Regions from separate parts of the Homo sapiens genome. Here region 2 is linked to region 1. Evidence: chromatin loops called from intact Hi-C (ENCODE). Cell type or tissue: OCI-LY7. All regions are shown on one strand. Each heading gives the region's core, and the rest is flanking DNA. Links, peaks and the distances in the headings are about the cores only.

The links. Peaks named below come from ENCODE experiments on the same cell type or tissue, not always from the same donor. Only the 100,000 strongest peaks of a DNase experiment are listed, where the experiment ranks them.
Region 2: it touches region 1 in a loop (6-fold over the local background); 1 of 110 quality-filtered maps calls a loop at or near these places.

What each region holds. Positions count from the first base shown.
Region 1 is chr17:69,577,348-69,587,697 of GRCh38, reverse strand. No RefSeq gene overlaps it. Among named protein-coding and RNA genes, the nearest start is that of LINC01483, 11 kb to the left of the region's middle. In OCI-LY7, for the core only: no CTCF peak of the experiment used is centred there; DNase peaks (open chromatin) are centred at 5,977 and 6,887; H3K4me3 peaks cover 2,026 bases; H3K27ac peaks cover 2,500 bases.
Region 2 is chr17:69,112,869-69,123,218 of GRCh38, reverse strand. It overlaps ABCA6 (ATP binding cassette subfamily A member 6), which reads left to right. Exons shown (of 39, transcript NM_080284.3): 11 at 5,263-5,321; 12 at 7,733-7,843; 13 at 8,282-8,457; 14 at 9,482-9,601; 15 at 9,859-9,997. Among named protein-coding and RNA genes, the nearest start is that of MIR4524A, 18 kb to the right of the region's middle. RefSeq lists an enhancer at 4,967-5,156. In OCI-LY7, for the core only: no CTCF peak of the experiment used is centred there; a DNase peak (open chromatin) is centred at 7,058; H3K4me3 peaks cover 2,500 bases; H3K27ac peaks cover 2,500 bases.

The DNA of each region.
Region 1 (10,350 bases), core at 4,934-7,433:
GCATGGATTCTGGACGATACATGGAAGGATGAAATAACAAAATATGTGTATATGACTGGAGTTGATCAAGCACTTTCTCGCTTTTCTTACCTCAAGGATATCACTAATATGATTGTGACTGAAAAATTTCTAACCACTCACAGGTGTGTTAAACAATAGATTGAAACCAAGTAACAACTAAGTAATATACAAATAATTAAATGAAGAGTCATTGGCTGGCAAAGATATAAAGAAAGTGTAAGAAAAACAAGATGCTAGGAAGGTTGTATTGTGTTTAATAGGACAAATTGATCTACATGTAACCAACAGGATCTTAAAGTACTGTAACAATCCATCTTTTCCCCTGCCCCCAACTTCAAGTCAGGAAATAGGAACCAATTGAAAAGTATTTCCTTGGCATTTGGTCTCAAATGATCCTTAGAAAATCTACAAATGTGGACATCTATAGGCTCATGATTCTGAAAAGTTATTTGACTCAAAATTTTGGCTCTTGCTTTCCTCATATATAAAGTGATAGGCCAGGCACAGTGGCTCACGCCTGTAATCCCAGCACTTTGGGAGGCCGAGGCGGGTGGATCACGAGGCCAGGAGTTTGAGACCAGCCTGGCCAACGTGGTGAAACCCCGTCTCTACTAAAAAGTACAAAACTTAGTCAGGTGTGGCGGCGTGTGCCTGTAATCCCAGCTACTCAGGAGGCTGAGGCAGGAGAATTGCTTGAACCCGGGAGGCGGAGGTTGCAGTGAGCCGAGATCGTGCCACTTCACTCCAGCTTGGGTGACAGAGCAAGACTCCGTCTCAGAAAATAAAATAAAATAAAATAAAATGTGATAATGATTATCGTAAAAATAAGGCATTATAGAGAGAGAGCCCCTAGCACAGTGCCTACCAGAAGAATTGCCCTTCACTTCATCCTTTCCCTCACTTCATATATTCAGTTTCTGTGACCTGTAACTTCAACACATACCACACCACCCATTTCTTCTCATCTTTACTCTTGTCACTTTAGTCTCTCCTCCTTTCAACTTATTATTCATGTAGTGTATTAGTCAGGGTTCTCCAGAGAAACAGAGCAAACAGCATGTGTGTGAGAGAAAGAGATTTACTTTAAGAAATTGGCTCATGTGATTGTGGAGGCTGGCAAGGTGAAAACCTGTAGGGTAAGGTAGCAACCTTGAGATCCAGGGAAGCTGATGTTTCAGCTCAGGTCCAAAGACAGTCTGCAGGAAGAATTTCTTCTTCCAGAGGAGACACCAGCCTTTTTTCTCTTAAGGCTTTCTAGTGATTGGATGAGGCTCACCTGCATTTTCAAGAGTAATCTGCATTTCTCAAAGGGTTTTTTTTAAAGAATAACTTCTATTTTAGATTCAGGAGGTACATGGGCAGGTTTGTTACCTGGGTATACTGCATGAGGCTGAGATTTGAGATATGAATGATCTCGTCACCCAGGTAGTGAGCATAGTAACCAACAGTTAGTTTTTCCACCCTTGTTCCTTTCCTTTCCTCCCCACTCTAGTAGTTTCCAGGGTCTATTGTTGCCATCTTTATGTCCATAATTACCCAGTGTTTAGCTCTTACTTGTAAGTGAGGACATGCAGTATTTGGTTTTCTGTTCCTGCATTAATTTACTTAGGATAATGGCCTCCAGCTCCATCCATGTTGCTGCAAAGAACATGATTTTGTTCTTTTCTATGGCTGCATAGTATTACATGATATATATGCCCCATTTTTTATATCTACCACATTCTCATTTTCCAGTCCACCATGGATGGGCACCTAGGTTGAGTCCATGCCTTTGCTATTGTGAATAGTGCTGTGATTAACATAACAGTGCATGTGTCTTTTTGGTAGAACAATTTATTTTCTTTTGGATATATAGCCAGGAATGGGATGGCTGGGTCAAATGGTAATTCTGTTTTAAGCTCTTTGAGAAATCTTCAAACAGCTTTCCGCAGTGGCTGAGCCAATTTACATTCCCGCCAACAGTGTATAAGCATTCTCTCTTCTTCACAGCCTACCAGCATCTGTTGTTTTTTAGCGTTTTTAATAATAGCGATTCTGACTGGTGTGAGATGGTATTTCACTGTGGTTTTGATTTGCATTTTTCTAATGATTAGTGATGTTGAGCATTTTTTCATATATTTGTTGGCCGCTTGTATGTCTTCTTTTGAGAACTGTCTGTTCGTGTCCTCAAAGTGTATTGATTTACACAGAATCTCATCTAAAAAATATCTTCACAGCAACATCTAGACTAGTATTTGACTGAGCACCTGGCTACCATGGTGTAGCCAGGTTGACACATAAAATTAACCATCATACATACAACCACCAAACTCATTATTTCCTCTGGGCCTTAGAGCCGCTGTTCCCTCTGTTTGGAAAACTCTTCCTTACATGCTTCATCACTCTCACATGCTTCATCACTCAGATCCCAGCACAAATGTCACCTCTACAGAAAGACCTTCCCTGCCCAACCTATGTATTGCATTTTCCCTACCACCTTCCTCACCACAACATGATCTCTTACGTCTCCCAATTTTATTTTATTTATATTATTTATATGCTTATTACTACCTACAGTCATCTCATTTCTGCATTCTCCCATTTGTTATGTTTCCCCATTGGCTACAGGATAATTAGCTCTGTATGTGCAAGGATCTTATCTGCTTCCCACTCTATCTTCAGTATATAGAACCCTGTCTGACACATAGTAGGCACTCACTAAGTATTTGATGAATGAATCAATCAACCAATCAATCCTAAGTACTCAAATACTATTTGATTATTATTTTTATTAATAAATAATTTATATAGCTTATTATCCCTATTATTATTATTTGTACTCTGGGCTTTAAAAATCATACCCATCCTGCCAGATGTGGTGGCTCACACCTGTAATCCCAGCACTTTGGGAGGCCGAGGCAGGCGGATCACCTGAGGTCAGGAGTTCAAGACCAGCCTGGCCAACATGACGAAACCCCGTCTCTACTAAAAATACAAAATTAGCCAGGCGTGGTGGCACATGCCTGTAATCCCAGCTGCTCGGGAGGCTGAGGCAAGAGAATCACTTGAACCCGGGAGGTGGAGGTTGCGGTGAGCCAAGATCGGGCCATTGCACAACAAGAGCGAAACTCCATCTAAAAAAAAAGCATTCCCATCCCATATCTGGATTACATTTTAATGACAGATGCTGAATTTATCCTCAATCCCACTATAGTGATGATTTCAAATAAGTTTGTGAAATTTAAATTTTATTATATGAGAAGCAGGAGATAGATTATTAAGAAAATTGAAATAAGAGTTATAAAGCTTAATATTTCATACATTAGCTCATCTGATTATGGATATAAAGAATAGAGCCCTAAAATAGACTGTGCCTACACACACAAAATGACTTAGAAATGATTCAATAATTCTGTATAATTCAGGCTGAAATAACCAAGATTTTAGATATTCAGGTAAGTAAAGTAACAGTGAGCTCCTATTTCTTGGATTAGCTTGTTGGCTGGTTGTATTTCCTCCATTACTTTGTGCATGCAGACCTAACTGAGGAGTGTTTCAAAATTTACACTTGGCAGAGAAAAGGAGCTTCCCTGAAAATTTACTTTCTTTGCAAAGGATGAAAGTTATGGCTTCATTATTTTTGGAGAGAATGAAAAGATGTAGGTAGATGTTGGACGGTGAAACCAAGTAAATCTCTTACTGAGGCATCTTTTCATATTTCATTCTATCTATACGATATAAAACTAAAGTTTTTGATGTGCTAATGAATATGGTGGTTGTTGCAGAAACAGATCTTTTTTTAATGACTGAGGCTAGATTTTGTTAACATAAAGGTGTATGTAGAAATAATAAAGTCCCAAGGAGGTCTCTTCTACAGGGAAGAAGCCCTTCTTTCCCAAGAATCTCCTGGATGCCTCAGCTTCGTCTTTTCTCTCTGTTTTACCTGAAACCTTCACACGAGCATCTACATTTAATCTTTTTGGTTTTTCATCTTTGAGGAGAGTTGCATTTTGCCATGAGGCTAATTATTCTTTCAAAAAATGTATAACTTGATGAAAATACAGGAACAGAAATTACCTACTTTCTTTTTCCAAAAAAAAAAAAACAAAAACAATATGCTAAAGCAGGAAAGAGATAGGCACTGCCTTGATACCCATAGGACATCCTGAGAACCACTTCCCTGTAGAGCATTTATTAGTATTAACTGAAAGCAAGACAGTAAAAGAGACCTTCTCATCCCTGTTGTTCTCTTCTTTAGAGGAACTAAATCAGTATCCAGTTCATTTTGAAGATAAGAGGGAGAAAGGAAACTAACACCCTGCCCCTCCTTTATGACAAGCCTAGTCCTGAGCTCTAGACCCCTAAGCCTACTAGTTATTAAACAACACTGTGAAATATGGATTATTATCCCGATACACAGACCTGGGCAACTGATTTGTCCTCTTGGAGTCTCAGCCAATGTGAGACAGAAGTGAGGCTTAAGTTAGTCTGTCCAGCTCCAAAGCCTGCCTAGAAGCAAGCCTCATATCCAGTGACAGAAAATGCCATCCAACACAAAAAGCAGAAACCATAAAGGAAAAGATGAATATGCCTAGCCACTTAAAAACAAAGGAAAAAAACATTGTATGGCAGCAAAAATGCAAGTGACAAACTGGGAAGATATTTGCATATATAAGAGAAAAATAATTAATACCCAATAGGAAAGTGATTCTTATCAATCAATTAGTAAAAGATAACCTCACAGGAAAAAACAATGGGAAAGGATTAAACAATTCATGAGAGACAGATTTAAATAGCTCACAAATATACACAAAGATACTCAAGTTACCCAATAACAAATAGGACAGCCAAAGTAACAAAGATTGAGAAGCAGGCAAACAAAACCCTCTGTTGGCAAGAGTTTGAGAAAATGGAAATTTATATACACCTTTGTAGAAACTGTAAATTGGTACTGTCTTCCTGGAGAAATGGGTGTCTGTAGTTGATAATAATATACTGTGTACTTGAAAAACTGCTAAGGATGTAGATGTTAAATGTTCTCACAACAAAAGTAAGTATATTGTGGTAATGGAGATGTTAACTAGCTTCATTTAACCACTTCACGACGTATGCATATATCAAAACGTCGCATACCATAAATATATATAATTTTCATTCATCAGCTATAACTTAATTTTAATTTAATTGTGTATGCCTTGAGTCAGTAATTACACATTTAGAATTTAATCTGAATGATAATGATAGAAAAGTTCACTCATAAATGTAGGAGGAAATTAGTGGCACTAATATTGATAATACCTCTCCAAAAATAATATCAATAGGCAAGTGGTTGAATTATAATAGCCCAAAAATGAATTCCGATATTGAAAAAGATACTGCATGCTCATATATTTTTCTATTTTTATATATTTCTATTTCATTTGAATATATATAGATACATATATATTCATTTCAGAATCAGAAAAAACAAACTATAATTTTCGAGATCTTTAATATACCTAGCACTTTACAAAATTTGCAAAGCAATTTCTCATATTTTATTTCATAGTAAAAACTAAGTTTTCTGTCCAATGATGTTATAGTGTGATATGATTTCATGCTGAAAGCAATACTTTCTCGTTTTGCCTGTGAATTTCTTTTAATTATTTCAAATATTTAAAAGTAGGCAGGCTGCCCAGGTGTTTGGGTTCAGCAACCATGATCAAAAGGAGAGGGAAAATGTGGTTTTCTTTTATTGCATTTCCCTTGAGCATCTTCAAGACCCTTTGAAAGAACAGCTGCCTAGCCCAGGCAACCTCTCTTCTTAGCCTACACGGAAGAAATGAAATTCACTCCCAAAGTGCGGGTGTTTTCAGGACCCAGTGAACTGGAACTTGCAGCGTCTTCTGCAAGCTCCGTTGGGCCGGCCTTTCATGTGAGCAGGAAGGAAATGACTGACAACTTTCTCGTCTTTATGGAAGGCGGACTTTATTTCCAGCTCTCAGGTCAAAAGGCGGCGGAAAGAAAACAAAACCACTAAGAGATAAAGGCTAAAAATAATGTCCTGTGGGGTGAATCAACCCAGTTTGGGACCCTGAAGACAGCAACAAGGCAAGGATGTGCGTAGGGCTAAATCTGCGTCATCCTTCACAGGTGGTCGTGACCAGAATCAAAATGCCTGGGCAAGAGAGGAAGAAGTTCTGCAAACAGGTGTGCTGGAGGGAAGGCGTGGGGAGGGGAGAGGAAGAAGCCATTGAGTCGATCCTGGGCTTGAAGCCCACACACTTTCCCAGCAGTTCACCTCCGGGAGAGCCCAGGGACTGGACATGGCCTCGGAAGGAGCTAAAAGTTGATTTGGGGTTTTGTGGTTTGGGTGAATGCACTTTCAGTTTAAAATATAAATAGATGTGTTTATGCAGTTGGGCTTTCTTTCTCTTTGCTTTTAATTGTCACTTTAGAAGAAATAAGTCTATGATTCACAGGCTAATGCCAAAAAAAAAAAAAAAAGGAGTTCTCATTGGGTGATTTCCTACTTTATAGGAAGCAATGGGAGAATGGGTTTAAAAGTCACACGAAAGACATCCGCTAAGGACTTTGATGATGAGTATAAGAATGATTCATTTTATTTATATAGCACTTTAATTGTGTTTTTAGTCACATTCTAATTTGGACACACAACTATTCCAGGAGATAGATAAGGTGATTATTATTCATCGTATTTTACAAGTTAGAAAACAGAGGTCAGATAAGTTAAAGATTGCACGTTCCCTTATAGACTGAGCTATAATACACACACACACACACACACACACACACACACACACACACGAGGCAGAATCATTATCATTATTTCCCTAACTGCACCACTGGGCAAACCTCCAAAGGGGAAAACTGGTATTAGATGCTGCTAAGGAGAATAGCGCAAAAAAAAAAATACTGAGTACAAGAAGTATGAGAAGGATTCTAGCCTACATGGATTTAAAAACAAACTAAATCCCAACGGGATTTGAGCAGTGCTACCTTACAAGGTCTTTCCAACTGGCTGCTAAATATTTCCACCAGAATGTGCCACTAGTCCTAGATACCACGTCTATATGTACTAAACAAGACTGATCATCTTTCTTTATCCTTCTCCTTCCTTCCATTTCTATGTTAATGATGTCACTGTTTTCCCAGACTCCCAGACTCCAATGAGTTCTCCAATGTATCCACCTTCCCTGCCTTCTAAATTCAATCAGTCCTCTTGCTTCAACCACTGAAATGACTCTTACATGTTTTCTCTCTTATATCCTAATACGATCTAGGATTCCTCCTACCTAGACAAATGCAATAATTTGTTCTCGCTTCCCACTGCCTCCAGGTCTAATACAGCAGCTCCAGTTCATCTCAGGATCTATTCCAGCCAATCTTTCCTTAAATGTGACCTGATTATAACACTCTGCTGCTCAACACTCTCCACTTGCCATAGAATAAAGTCTAAATTTGTTGGCCATGACATTTGACATTTGAGATCATTCATACAATGGTCTCCAATTGTACATTTACAAAGATCCCCAATTTAAATAACACTGTAAGACCACTTTCCCCAAATATTTCCTCTTACCTCAATATCTGCCTGCTCAAGGTTACTTTACCCTAAATATGCCTTCTTACCTCAATATCTGCCTACTCAAATTCCTACATCTCCCTTCTTTGTCTTCAGAAATACTCACATCCTTCAAGGTCCAGTTCAGATGTCCTCTACTTGACGGAGCGCTTTCCAGTTCTCTGAGTCATTAGACACCCCATTCTTTCCTTCTGCTCCCACTAGACTTGGCATCTCCCTTGCACCATCTATCACATTTGGCCTCTTAATAAAATTGTTTTGTTTGTTTCCTAATAAATTGCAACCTCTTTCAAGGGAAATCATATTCTATACTTTACATCCTGGAAAGTGCTTGACATAACCCTTTGCTCATAGAAAATACCTAATATATATCAGTTGTAATAAATTAGAAAGACTAACCAAAGCTTGTAGCATAACTTCCACGTTATTAAAGCATGCAATAATAACTCCAAGCTACTTGCAATTCCCCAGACATTTATAGTGAAAGCAATAGCTATTATTTACTGAGCATTTATTATATGCTAAGGATATCCTATGCATCTTCTAGCTCACAACAACCCTGTGAAATTTGTCATGTTCAAATTTTACATACAAGGAAACAGAGGATTAATAACCCCTACAAAGCTACACAGATGGGAGGCAAAGGACAGAGAATCAAGGTTACCTAATTCCAGAATGTGCTCCTCACCGCCATGCTATTGCCACAACTAATGTCACGGATGTGTTTCCACAGGTATCCTGGACAGTATAACCAGTTTCCCTAAAGAGGTAATACTTTTTCACCAAGGCATACACATCCTCTTGCCCAGCCTCCCCTTGAAAACAGCTGGATAAAGTCATGATGGGTATAAACCATGGCTCAACACCAAGCTGTGAGCTAAAAGAAGGAAGAGAATCTAGAGCCCAAGAGTAGAACGGGGGTCACCAAAGCAAGGCCAAGACAGGAGCAGACCCAGTAGCTGATAGGAATTGAATCCAATGACAGTGAAGCTGGAAACCTGACTTGGAACAGACAGGAGCAGACATATGGACAAGTGCAAGGTCTGAAGAGGCCAGCAGTAGACAGGAACAAAACAAAAAGCTGACCTGCAAGGGGTCCAGAACACAGACATGAAGAATGGGCAAGGAGTCAAATTCAAGCAACCCCAAGGCCACAGCTCCAGATGTGCTGATGTTTCTGGGAAGGCAGACACAATCTCAAAAATTATCTGACTTGGGATTTTTAGGTACAGTTAAATGGAAAGTCCTGCCTAGAGAAGAGAATGGTGTTTGGGGGGAAAGTAATTCAGAAACTTCCGATAATTTATTTTTATGTCCCCAAAAGGGCATGGCACAATTGAAAGTGCACAGTAAACACTCCATAAACATTTGTCAATTACCTAATAGAGACGGAAGTTTGTTTATTTGTTTTTCTCTTGTAAACACAAAGTAAATCATACCCAGTCAAGTGCCCCTTGCTTAAACTAGCACAATAAATCCAAAGTACCCTAAAGAGGCCATTCTTTTGCAGAGTGCAGAGTTGAGTCCTGCGGGAGAAAACTGCTCTATTTCCTAAGCCTGAGTAACTGGAAATGCCATACATCGCTGCCAGGGAATAAGCAAAGATCCCCTGCCTACTTAAGAGCAGTACAAGCATTCTCCAAGATGTTATGATTTCAAGCAGCATTTGGGAAGCTAGCTTGAATCAAAACTAGACTCTTCCAGAAAGACCCATTCCATAACAACACTTCAAAAACTCATCTTTCCCAGATAAGAAAATTCACTATACATCATCATCAAATTTCCCAAAAAATCCAAGTTATCTCTGTTATAAAGGTCAAAATTCAAGGCCAATCATTCACTCCAAACAGAACTTTTTCAGAGGTCTGAAATTCCCAGATGAGTTAGACCAGACAAGATAAACTCTGCCCTTAGAGATTGCAGGAGAGGGGGGTTTATCTTCAGCAATTTTCCCTTGTAATCTTTGCTCTCAGATATCCTGAACTGAACCCATTATTCTATTTCAAATAGTATCAGTAACCAAAGTCAACAGAGAAAAGATTATTTTTATTGTTTATGAAATACTTAATATTGTATGATATTGAAGGCTTAAACAAAATATCCTTCTTCATGGGTTACTCTATAATAATAATACCACCTGTAATAGCTTCCATTCAGTCCTAAATAAATTCTCCCTTCCTGCTAAACAGGAATATAAAACTTTAAAACCCATGAACAAAATTAACATTTTTAACTAGGTCATTTTAACTAGCCAGTTCTCTATTTATCGAGGATGTTGTGATCTAATCATTATTTCCCATAATAGGTTTTGCTTCTTTAATGATTTTAGTAGGAAAATCAGCCCCTTTTATGGGAGCTAGGATAATACACACATCCCATAACCGGTATCAGCCCTGTCTAAGTCACAAAACAAAAAGGCAACACAGTCATTTAAATCACAAATGAATACTCACATTTAGGCTAGGAAGAATATGTCCTAAGCTTTACCATAAGCTAATGGCCAAACTGTTAAGTCTACATAGATGTTTCTATGAATCTACTGAAAAGTAATGAAAGTATGAATATAGGAGAGGGTTCTCACTGAAGTCTAAAACATAGGTTAAAAGTTTTTTTTCCTTTACCCTTACAGAAAGGAGAGGAAAATCAGAAAAATATTAACATAACGTAACTGTCCTATGGAATAAATGCAGGTGTCCCCTGATGGGAACATAGTTCCCTCAACACTGTAGTTAAGACATTTTCCTCTAAGGCTAAGTAGAAGCAAC
Region 2 (10,350 bases), core at 6,111-8,610, 470 kb after region 1:
TACTAATGCATGAGCACAAGGCTGAAGAATTATTATTATTTTTAATTTTATTATTATTATACTTTAAGTTTTAGGGTACATGTGCACAACGTGCATGTTTGTTACATATGTATACATGTGCCATGTTGGTGTGCTGCACCCATTAACTCGTCATTTAGCATTAGGTGTATCTCCTAATGCTATCCCTCCCCCCTCCCCCTACCCCAGAACAGTCCCTGGTGTGTGATGTTCCCCTTCCTGTGTCCATGTGTTCTCATTGTTCAATTCCCACCTATGAGTGAGAACATAAGGCTAAAGAATTATTAACCGAGAGCATCAGGGTGAGCTTGAGGCAAAATATTGAAGGAGAAGATATTTGTTTTTGTCAATGTCACTTTGAACTGCTCCATTTCCATCACCACCAATTTCTTCTGTTACTTGAAAGGAAAATCCTCCTTGTTTATCAGCTCTGTATCATATTATCCAGCCACACTTCATCTTGTCCCCCTTTCTGCCTCTTTCTCTTGTGCCCACCTCTCTTTTATACTTGCTCCTTTCATTCTGTGAACCCCTCTCTCCATGGTTTCATCTGGTTTTATATGATAAGTTGGAAGAAGTAAGAAATTCTGAATCAGAAATTCTTAGATCCTAATACTCTCCTCTCTCATTTGATGTGTACTCTTGGAAAAATGAGTAAATTTTATGAGTCTCAGTGTCTTCTATGAAACAAGATTAATATTGACTTTGTAGGGTTGTTATGAGACTTGGTATATCACAGAATTGCATGAGGAGCATTTAGAATATCTGTTTTTAGCCAGGGATTCTAACTCAGCAGTTTTGGGATTGAACCCAAGTATCATGGATTTCAAAATAGCTTTGTAGATTTTTCTACAAAGTTTGGTACAAAGTTAATGGATCAGCGCTTTAAATAGCAATCGTTTATTTATTAACAGATGTTTACTTAGTGCTGACTATGTACCTGACTTGCACATAATTCGCACAAAAAGCTTACGAGGTAGGTATCTTTATTTTCCCCATTTTGAGAATACAAAAAGTGAAGCAATGAAAGCTTAAGCCTTTTACCCAATATCACACAACTCGCAAGTGGGGAACTGGAATTGTAATCCAGATAGTCTGGCTCTACAGTCTATGCTCTTAACATACTATTGAGATGTCAGGAGGCAAAGAAAAATGAATAAATAGAGAACCATATCTAGGAAGTGAAATATTTCCAAGACAAAGAGGCCTAACCCATATACCTAAGCTTCCTCCATCTAGTTCTTAACCAATTTTCCGTTTAAGTTTTCTGAGAGGGGCAACAGCGCTTCCTCTGCTCTAGCTAGGAGTATACCAGCTCCATAGAAAATTTCTATCCAAACAAGAAAGGCCAAGTGAGGAATAATTCCATAAAACTCAGTTCCAGTGTCATCAATCCTTCTTTACCAGTTGAGGGCACAAAATAATATTGTATTATATTATTATTCAAATTATAAAAATTTTCAGATCCAATCTTCTAACAAAATCTTTTACTTACAAAGACCTCAAAATTTTCTTTGTTCTTCTACTGCTGCCTAGTGACCTAGGAAAGAAAGTAAAATGTGCTCCACCCCCACCTTCCCCCAACTTCTCCCTTCTTCTCCCACATCCCCACTGTGCCTCCAAACCTAGCCAATGTATACAGTGTTGACTGGGTACACCTGTCACTTGGTCTGGATTCTTAGCTCAGGTGGAGACCTGAGGCTACTGACAAACCAGGGAAAGAAAGTCATTTGATGCAAGGACTATTCACTAAAGCTTTTGGCTCCATTGTGGGGCACCTCACCCCAGATCCACACCAAAGCAAGAAAGTAGGCTTAGGCGGTCAATGTTGTAGCTCTTTAATGGCAAGGTGGTACACACTCACTGAGTGTTAAAGCAGGTCTGGGGCTGCAAGGCAGTCTAAAACTGCCTTTTGACCATCCAACAGTATATGCAGTTTCTAATCCACAAGTTTTATCTCTTCTTTCTTCACAGTGATCATTTCTTAGTGGCATCATTACTCTTCCCCACCTGTAGACAATGTCAAATCTTTTTCAATCAATTCCAACGTGTGAATTCTATTTTGTATGAATATAAAAGGCACTAAGCCATTGATTTTTTTCTTCCTATGTGGTCTCTGCTTTATATAAAAATTGACTCTTCCTCTTTATATAGAAATGCTTTATATACAAAGGAACTCTTCCCCTAAGATACATAGAGCTTACAGGGTATGTAATCTTTAAGCTCTATGTATCAGGGGTATGGATGAAAGTTTGTAGAATTCTAACCAGAATCATGATTCTGGGTTTGTAAAAATATACATTTTTTATTCACAACTGGCTCTTCCTCATTCATAACTCCCAAGTCACATTTTCTCTGGGGGCAATTGTGTACACATATGTGCATTCCTGTAACTATAGACCATTCAGGCAATATTCCCAGAACACAGGTAGAATGTCTGCCTCAAATGTAAATGACTGATTTCATGTCTAAAATCCAGAAACAACAGCTCCTCCTAAATGGAATTTTCTTTATTAAAACAAAACATTAAAGTTTCACTTCAACAGGGATTCCATTTTACAAAGAAATGCTGAAATAAAATACCTGGTGAGACTCATCATCTTTTAACTTTGCTTCATTCATTCATTCAACAAACATATTGTTGCTGGGTTCTTTACTAATCTTTAGGGCAGCAAATATGAACAATAAACTGTCTTTCAAGGAGCACACAACACAGGGAACAAAATAAATAGGTACATGAAATTCAATCTGATAAATGTAGGGATAGAGATATTAACTACTGTTATTTAGTCAATAGAAGTGTTAACTACCCTAGTTTAGGGAAATCGAAGAGAACGTCTATTTTTGTTTTAAAAAGTTAAAAATTACTGAAGAAATTTAGGCTTTTAAAGCTGACATATTCACCATCCGGGTTGAGCAGATATAAACATTATTGTCATATTTGCTTTGTATTTTTAATGGATATATTATATGTTTATTTAAAGTCCCTTTTGATCTCTTTAAAATATTTTCTCCATCCTTCGTCAGAATTTACCTTTATAATGGATTTGGTGTTATCACTTTCCATTCATATATTTACATATTGCACCATACACTTATAGCCCTAATCAATATGTGATATAGATATATGTGATATAGCTCTGTGTGTTTTTGATATAATCTATAAATGGTATCAGACTGTACTTAAGTTTCTACATATTGCTTCTACACTCAGCATTTTGCTTTTTGGGGTGTATTCATAGTGATAACTATGGGCTAATGCATTGATTTTAATTTTTATATAAAAGTATTCTAAGATATGAATCTACCACTTTTATTTATCTTTTCTGACATTGAAAAATATTCTAGTTGTTTCTAATTTTTTGGTCTGACAAATGATGTTGCAATGAACATTCTAAGAATAAGACAGATAAAAAGGTGTGTTTGTGCATATGTACATATGTGTGTGTGAGTGCATGTATATATGTATATGTGTATGACACACCCAGCAGAAAAGACAAAAAGCACTAAGCTTTGTGCAGGATATAAATGGTGGTTTGGTGATCCTGACACATAAAACATGAGGCCGAGGATGCCAAAAGATGTCACTGGACAGACCATGAGTGGCTGCTTCATGTGGTACAAAGTAGCCTTGACTTTCCCTCTGAGGCTGATGAGGAACGTTGAGGAGTAAATAAAATGGATTTTAAAATAAATCACCCTGTTTCCTGTGTGAAGCATGGATTCTAGGGGAATAAACTGAAAGTAGGGAAAGGAACTAGAGGCAGTGAACAAGAGAAGAATAGTTGAAGACTTAAAAGGGACCCAAGACTTGAACTATTTTAGAGTTAAATTTTACAAAAATGATACCAGGTTGGATGGGTGATGAATCTGAGTGAGAATCAGGAAGAGAGTAGTTGAATGTCCATGCTGCCAAATAAGATCCTGCGTGATGGGGAAATGGGTTTAGGTGACAATGCAGTGAAGTCTGTTCTGCATATGCAGTTTTAGAGCAGTTAATTCTCAAACCTGGCTTCACATTAGACTCATTTGGAAGAACATTTAAAATATCCCAATCCTCAGCCTTCACTGCCAAGAAAAACTCATCACCCCAGATCAATTAATGTGAATCTTTTTTCTGTGAACTCTGCAGAGAAGTAATTAATGTGAATATAATATGAATCTCAGATGTTGTTTGCAGGCATCAGTTCCCTTTGGAATTCTAATGTGTATTCACAATTAACAACCACTGATTAAGAGCTGTGTGTCTGTGTGTGTGTGTGTGTGAGAGAGACAGAGAGAGAGACTATCTATGCAGCAAACCATTAGATGTGTGAATCTAAAGATCAATGAAAAGGGTGGGGTCAGCATTAGGTTGATGCTAAAACAAAAAATCCAACGAGAAAACTTCTGGAGAGAGTCTCAAATGAGAAGATCCATCATATACATGGAGAACCCTGTGGAATATCAAGCTGATGTGTCTGATGAAGGAAGAGGACTTTATTAGGAAACAGAGAAGGAACATTTAGAAAAATAAGAAGCAAAGCAATTAAGTCACCATTAACAAAGAGAAAGTCATCAACAGTGACTCATAATCCACTGTAAGAATGGAAAAGTATTTGTTGTATTTTATAATTAGGAGGTCACTAATGATTTCATTATGAAGTGGTTCACTGGAGTGGTGAGTTCAGAAATCAGAGTGCAATTGAAGAGGAATTAAAGGTCAGGAAGTGAAAATGGCAAGTTTACAATGGCAAGTTTATTTTGAGAATTTTGTACAATACAGGGAGGAGAGAAATTAAATTGTGTCCAAAGTAGAGGTGAGTTCAAAGAGGAACTATTAGAGAGAACACTATAAAAGATGCAGGTGACAGAGTGTCTGACTCATAAACTAATAAGCAAGACTTGGAGACGATGCAGGATGCCAGTTCAAGACCCTAGGTAAATGAGCTGATCTTGAACAGGGGGAAGAACCAACTGTTCTAAAGCTAGAGGAAGAAAGTGAGGATAATTACACAGCATTCTACTTTTCTAGGCAAAATACTAGTAGTTTAATTGTAACTTGAGAGAGACTCCTCTATTTTCTACCTCAGGGGAAATAAGTAATCAAAAATAGGGTTTTTTCTTTCTGAATAGACTGTTTATGCCATCCCTTATTTCACATAAAGTGGTTGGCTGCAGTTATCACTATGACTAGGGCTATAAATGGCCCGTGCTATTTTCACTTCTGTGTTGGCTAAGTAAGCACCCTTTTTGTTATTTCAGAATCAGAAATGTTAAGAAGGAATATAAAGGAAAATCTGGAAAAGTGGAAGCATTGAAAGGTAAAGAAAAACATTGAAAAATTTCATTCTTTCACTTCTTTCTTTATTATAAAAAAGGGAAACATTCAATGTGAAAAAATTTGAAATATGTAGATAAGCAAAAGAAAAAAGAATATAAATAACGCTATCACTTGGACATTAATCATGATTAAGAATATGCTGTAAAATTCTTCCAGATATTTCATGAATCTATTAATTTATAACAGTGGTATCATACAATGAAAGATGTAATTTCTCTTTGTTTTTAAAGATTAATCTGCTATGAACAATATTTTATATATTGTCACTGTGAGGAAAGAACATCTAGACTGAAATCTGATAAAGGTTTTATACTAGCCGGTGAATTTACATAGTTTATATGTACTGGTGAGGTTAACTAAAGCAAGATGAGTAAAACCATTGACTATGAATTAAATTTCACAAGTCAATATCCTATAACAAACCTAAGTTATAATTTGAAATGAAAAAACACATTTTGATACAAAATATTCTAACATACAGTTTTCTATAACAGACATTTAAGCAAACATCAAAGTGAGTAGCTAGATTTCATGGAGGACTATTTACTTTTATTAAAAATAATTTTTAGGAGGGATAAAAATGATTTTTATAAAAGACAGAAGCCTTAAAAGCTGAAAAAGAAGAGCCATGAACCTTCCAGAAGTGTAGAGTTCTCCGACCATTGTGTTTATATTGCGTGTATTTTCTAATAAATACAGCATCCTCTAATTCAGTCTTATTCATTGCTTTTAGATTAGGTCTTTGAGAATTTAATGTATTTGTATGAGCAATTTTATTCTCTCTCTAGGTTTCTCTCATCAAATACCATCTAGAGCTGTGATTTCTTTCTTTAATGTTAGCTCAGGAGATACTGAAATAATTTTAAATTGATTACTTAAAGTTTTGGAGCACATTTTGAACTACCTTTGTACTCATCAAGTCATGAACTTCTTTTTGTCTAAACAAAAAACTTCTTTAAGAATTTTGTTCATTTTAAAAATAGCAGCACCTTAAAAAATTAAAAGCATTGGACATCAACACATTAAAAATATGATTATGAATTCAAACCAAGTATAGCTGCTCTTTGGGAAATCAGGGAAGAAGTTGCAATCCCTTAGCCTCCTCTTCCTTCCTCATGGAGTTAGTTTCTGGAGCACATCTGCAACACCTTTGGGACACACTTTTGAAATCTTTTATCTATGGCCTACTTTTCAGAAGCTAAGTACCATTCCATTATATGGATACCACGACTAACTTATTAACACACCAATGTATGAGATTCAATTTGTTTCCAATTTTTAGTGTAATAAAAAATACTAGAATGAACAGCCTTGTTCAATCTTTGTAAATGTCATAAATTGTTTCTTGAATATAAATTTCTAGAAGCAGAATTATTCAAAGGAAGCATACTTTCAAGATTCTTGATTCATATTTCAAATTATTTCCCTCTAAAATCATAAAAAGTCATACTCCCACAAGCAATACATAATGAATAATAATGACAACGACAACAATAGCAATAAACACTTAGATTTCATTGAGGATTTGGTGTGTGCGGGAAACTATGCTAAGTGATTTACATGTACCATTTTACATTTAGGCCTGTGAAAGACATGTTAATATATCTCTCACTTTGCAGATGACGAAACTGAGGCTTCTATTTAATTTTTCCAGTTACTGTGGGTCAGTCCCAACAGCCAGTATCACTTCCCTCTTACCCTGGAAAACACCGTATACTTTGCATTTAAAAATTACAGGCCAGGCATGGTGGCTCACATCTGTAAATCCCGAAGTGGGTGTATTGCTTAAACTCAGGAGTTTGAAACCAGCCTGGGCAACATGGCAAAACCCTGTCTCTACTAAAAATACAAAAATTAGCCAAGTGTGGTGGCGTGGGCCAATAGTCTCAGCTACAGGGAGCTGACGTGGGAGAATTGCTTAAGCGTGGGAGATTGAGGCTGCAGTGAGCTGTGATTGCTCCACTGCACTCCAGTCTAGGTGGCAGAATGAGATCCTGTAACAAAAAAAAAAAATTACAAACATAAAATTTGTTAATGTATTTGTTTAGTTGTCCCAATATTATTTATTAAATAAACCATCTTTCTAATACATTTGAAAGGTCATTTTATTAATCTTTATTTTTATATTTTCTTTGGTCCATATTAGACTTCTGTTCTGTTCCATTGGTCACTATATCCTGCACCAGTAACATATTATTTTAATTATTATAGTTCTGTCACATATTATTTTGGCAATTAGGAAAATATTGATCATTGTGTATTTTAAAGTATTGAAATGCTGAGAAATATGCCACTAAACTAAATAGCCTTGTTCTATGTTGGGACCAGGCCTGTCTAATGCCTTTCTGTTTATACTGTTAATAATTTGTTAACAATTTGTTCTAAAAATAGGCTTGCTCTTTGACATATATGAAGGTCAAATCACGGCAATCCTGGGTCACAGTGGAGCTGGCAAATCTTCACTGCTAAATATTCTTAATGGATTGTCTGTTCCAACAGAAGGTGAGTAAAAAGAAATTTCTCAAAGGCAAGATGTCTTATAATAGAATGAGGTCAAGCATATGCCTCTCATTTTAAATTTTAAATTTGATGGCTTAAGAGAAATAATGTTTATCTAAAGTTGTTTCCAAGAGCTACATAATTTTGAATATACTTCATATTTCTGCAATTTTATAAAAATTATTATCTTTATTCCATTGTGTGATATTTCAGGGTAGATGTGCAGTTCTATAAGCATATGTTTGTAACAAGAATAATTAGTAGTTCACAAATTGTGTTCACATATATGCAGTTCTATAAGCATATATTTATGTCAAGAATAGTAGTTCACAAATCATTTTAGACATTTGTGAACATATGCCAATATTTTCTTAAATGAGATCTATGAATATTAATAGAATGTATTATCTTGCCAATTTTATTTTTAACTTCTATTCTTAGGATCAGTTACCATCTATAATAAAAATCTCTCTGAAATGCAAGACTTGGAGGAAATCAGAAAGATAACTGGCGTCTGTCCTCAATTCAATGTTCAATTTGACATACTCACCGTGAAGGAAAACCTCAGCCTGTTTGCTAAAATAAAAGGGATTCATCTAAAGGAAGTGGAACAAGAGGTAGGAGGGCATGCTTGGATTAACTGACCTGCCAACCACTTACCAAATTAAATCATGACCACAGAATTCTCTTCAATGATTTATTTGCCCTGTTATGAATAAAATTTAGGCAAAGAGGTCCCATAACAAATATCGACTGCTTTAATGAGTGGTTAAAATTGCATAATATGAATCATTTTGGATTTTATTTTTATTTTTTATTATACTTTAAGTTAGGGTACATGTGCACAACGTGCAGGTTAGTTACATATGTATACATGTGCCATGTTGGTGTGCTGCACCCAGTAACTCGTCATTTAACATTAGGTATATCTCCTAATGCTATCCCTCTCCCCTCCCCCCACCCCACAACAGGCCCCCATGTGTGATGTTCCCCTTCCTGTGTCCATGTGTTCTCATTGTTCAATTCCCACCTATGAGTGAGAACATGCGGTGTTTGGTTTTTTGTCCTTGCGATAGTTTGCTGAGAATGATGGTTTCCAGCTTCATCCATGTCCCTACAAAGGACATGAACTCATCATTTTTTATGGGCTGCATAGTATTCCATGGTATATATGTGCCACATTTTCTTAATCCAGTCTATCATTGTTGGACATTTGGGTTGTTTTCAAGTGTTGCTATTGTGAATAGTGCCACAATAAACATACGTGTGCATGTGTCTTTATAGCAGCATGATTTATAATCCTTTGGGTATATACCCAGTAATGGGATGGCTGGGTCAAATGGTATTTCTAGTTCTAGATCCCTGAGGAGTTGCCACACTGACTTGCACAATGGTTGAACTAGTTTACAGTCCCACCAACAGTGTAAAAATGTTCCTATTTCTCCACATCCTCTCCAGCACCTGTTGTTTCCTGACTTTTTAATGATCGCCATACTAACTGGTGTGAGGTGATATCTCATTGTGGTTTTGATTTGCATTTCTCTGATGGCCAGTGATGATGAGCATTTTTTCATGTGTCTTTTGGCTGCATAAATGTCTTCTTCATTTTGGATTTTAAAAGTTGCGTATTTTCTCATATAGGTACAACGAATATTATTGGAATTGGACATGCAAAACATTCAAGATAACCTTGCTAAACATTTAAGTGAAGGACAGAAAAGAAAGCTGACTTTTGGGATTACCATTTTAGGAGATCCTCAAGTAAGTGAGATTATGCATGGGGAAGGAAGCAGGTCGAATGTCTGCAAAATGTCAAGTTCTTTTACCACTAAAAGTGGTAGAGCTTTCATTGTAATGCATCAAGAGAGAACCTGCTATGTTTAACTATAAATAGAAGTATATTGGAGAAAAATGGCTGGATGGTTATTATTTTATGGTATTTATTGTTTTTCATGCTATCTTCTGGATACAGTTAATGTGAAAGAGAGACATATTTTATATATCTTCATTCTCTGTAGATTTTGCTTTTAGATGAACCAACTACTGGATTGGATCCCTTTTCCAGAGATCAAGTGTGGAGCCTCCTGAGAGAGCGTAGAGCAGATCATGTGATCCTTTTCAGTACCCAGTCCATGGATGAGGCTGACATCCTGGCTGGTAATTGTTGGTTTTATCTCAGTGTTACCATGATGCAATTGGGGAATTTAGAAGCGAGGTCTATTCCCAGGGTAAGAGCCCTGCTCTCATTATGGTGATGTTCCTACATTCTATAGCAGTCAGGAGGACGACAGGAGTCTAGTTCCACTGTGGAATTCCTTTCTGGTTGTACATTTGCTAGGTAGTGACAACTAATGAAAAATTCTGATTACCTTTTTTTTTTAGATCAGCTGTCAATTAATTTAAACATTCAAATCTTTTTTTATATATATTTAATTGAAAAATAGACACTTATTCTTTAGCATCAGAGTATACAGTATACCATGTAATTTATGTGTTTTTTTTTTCAGAAA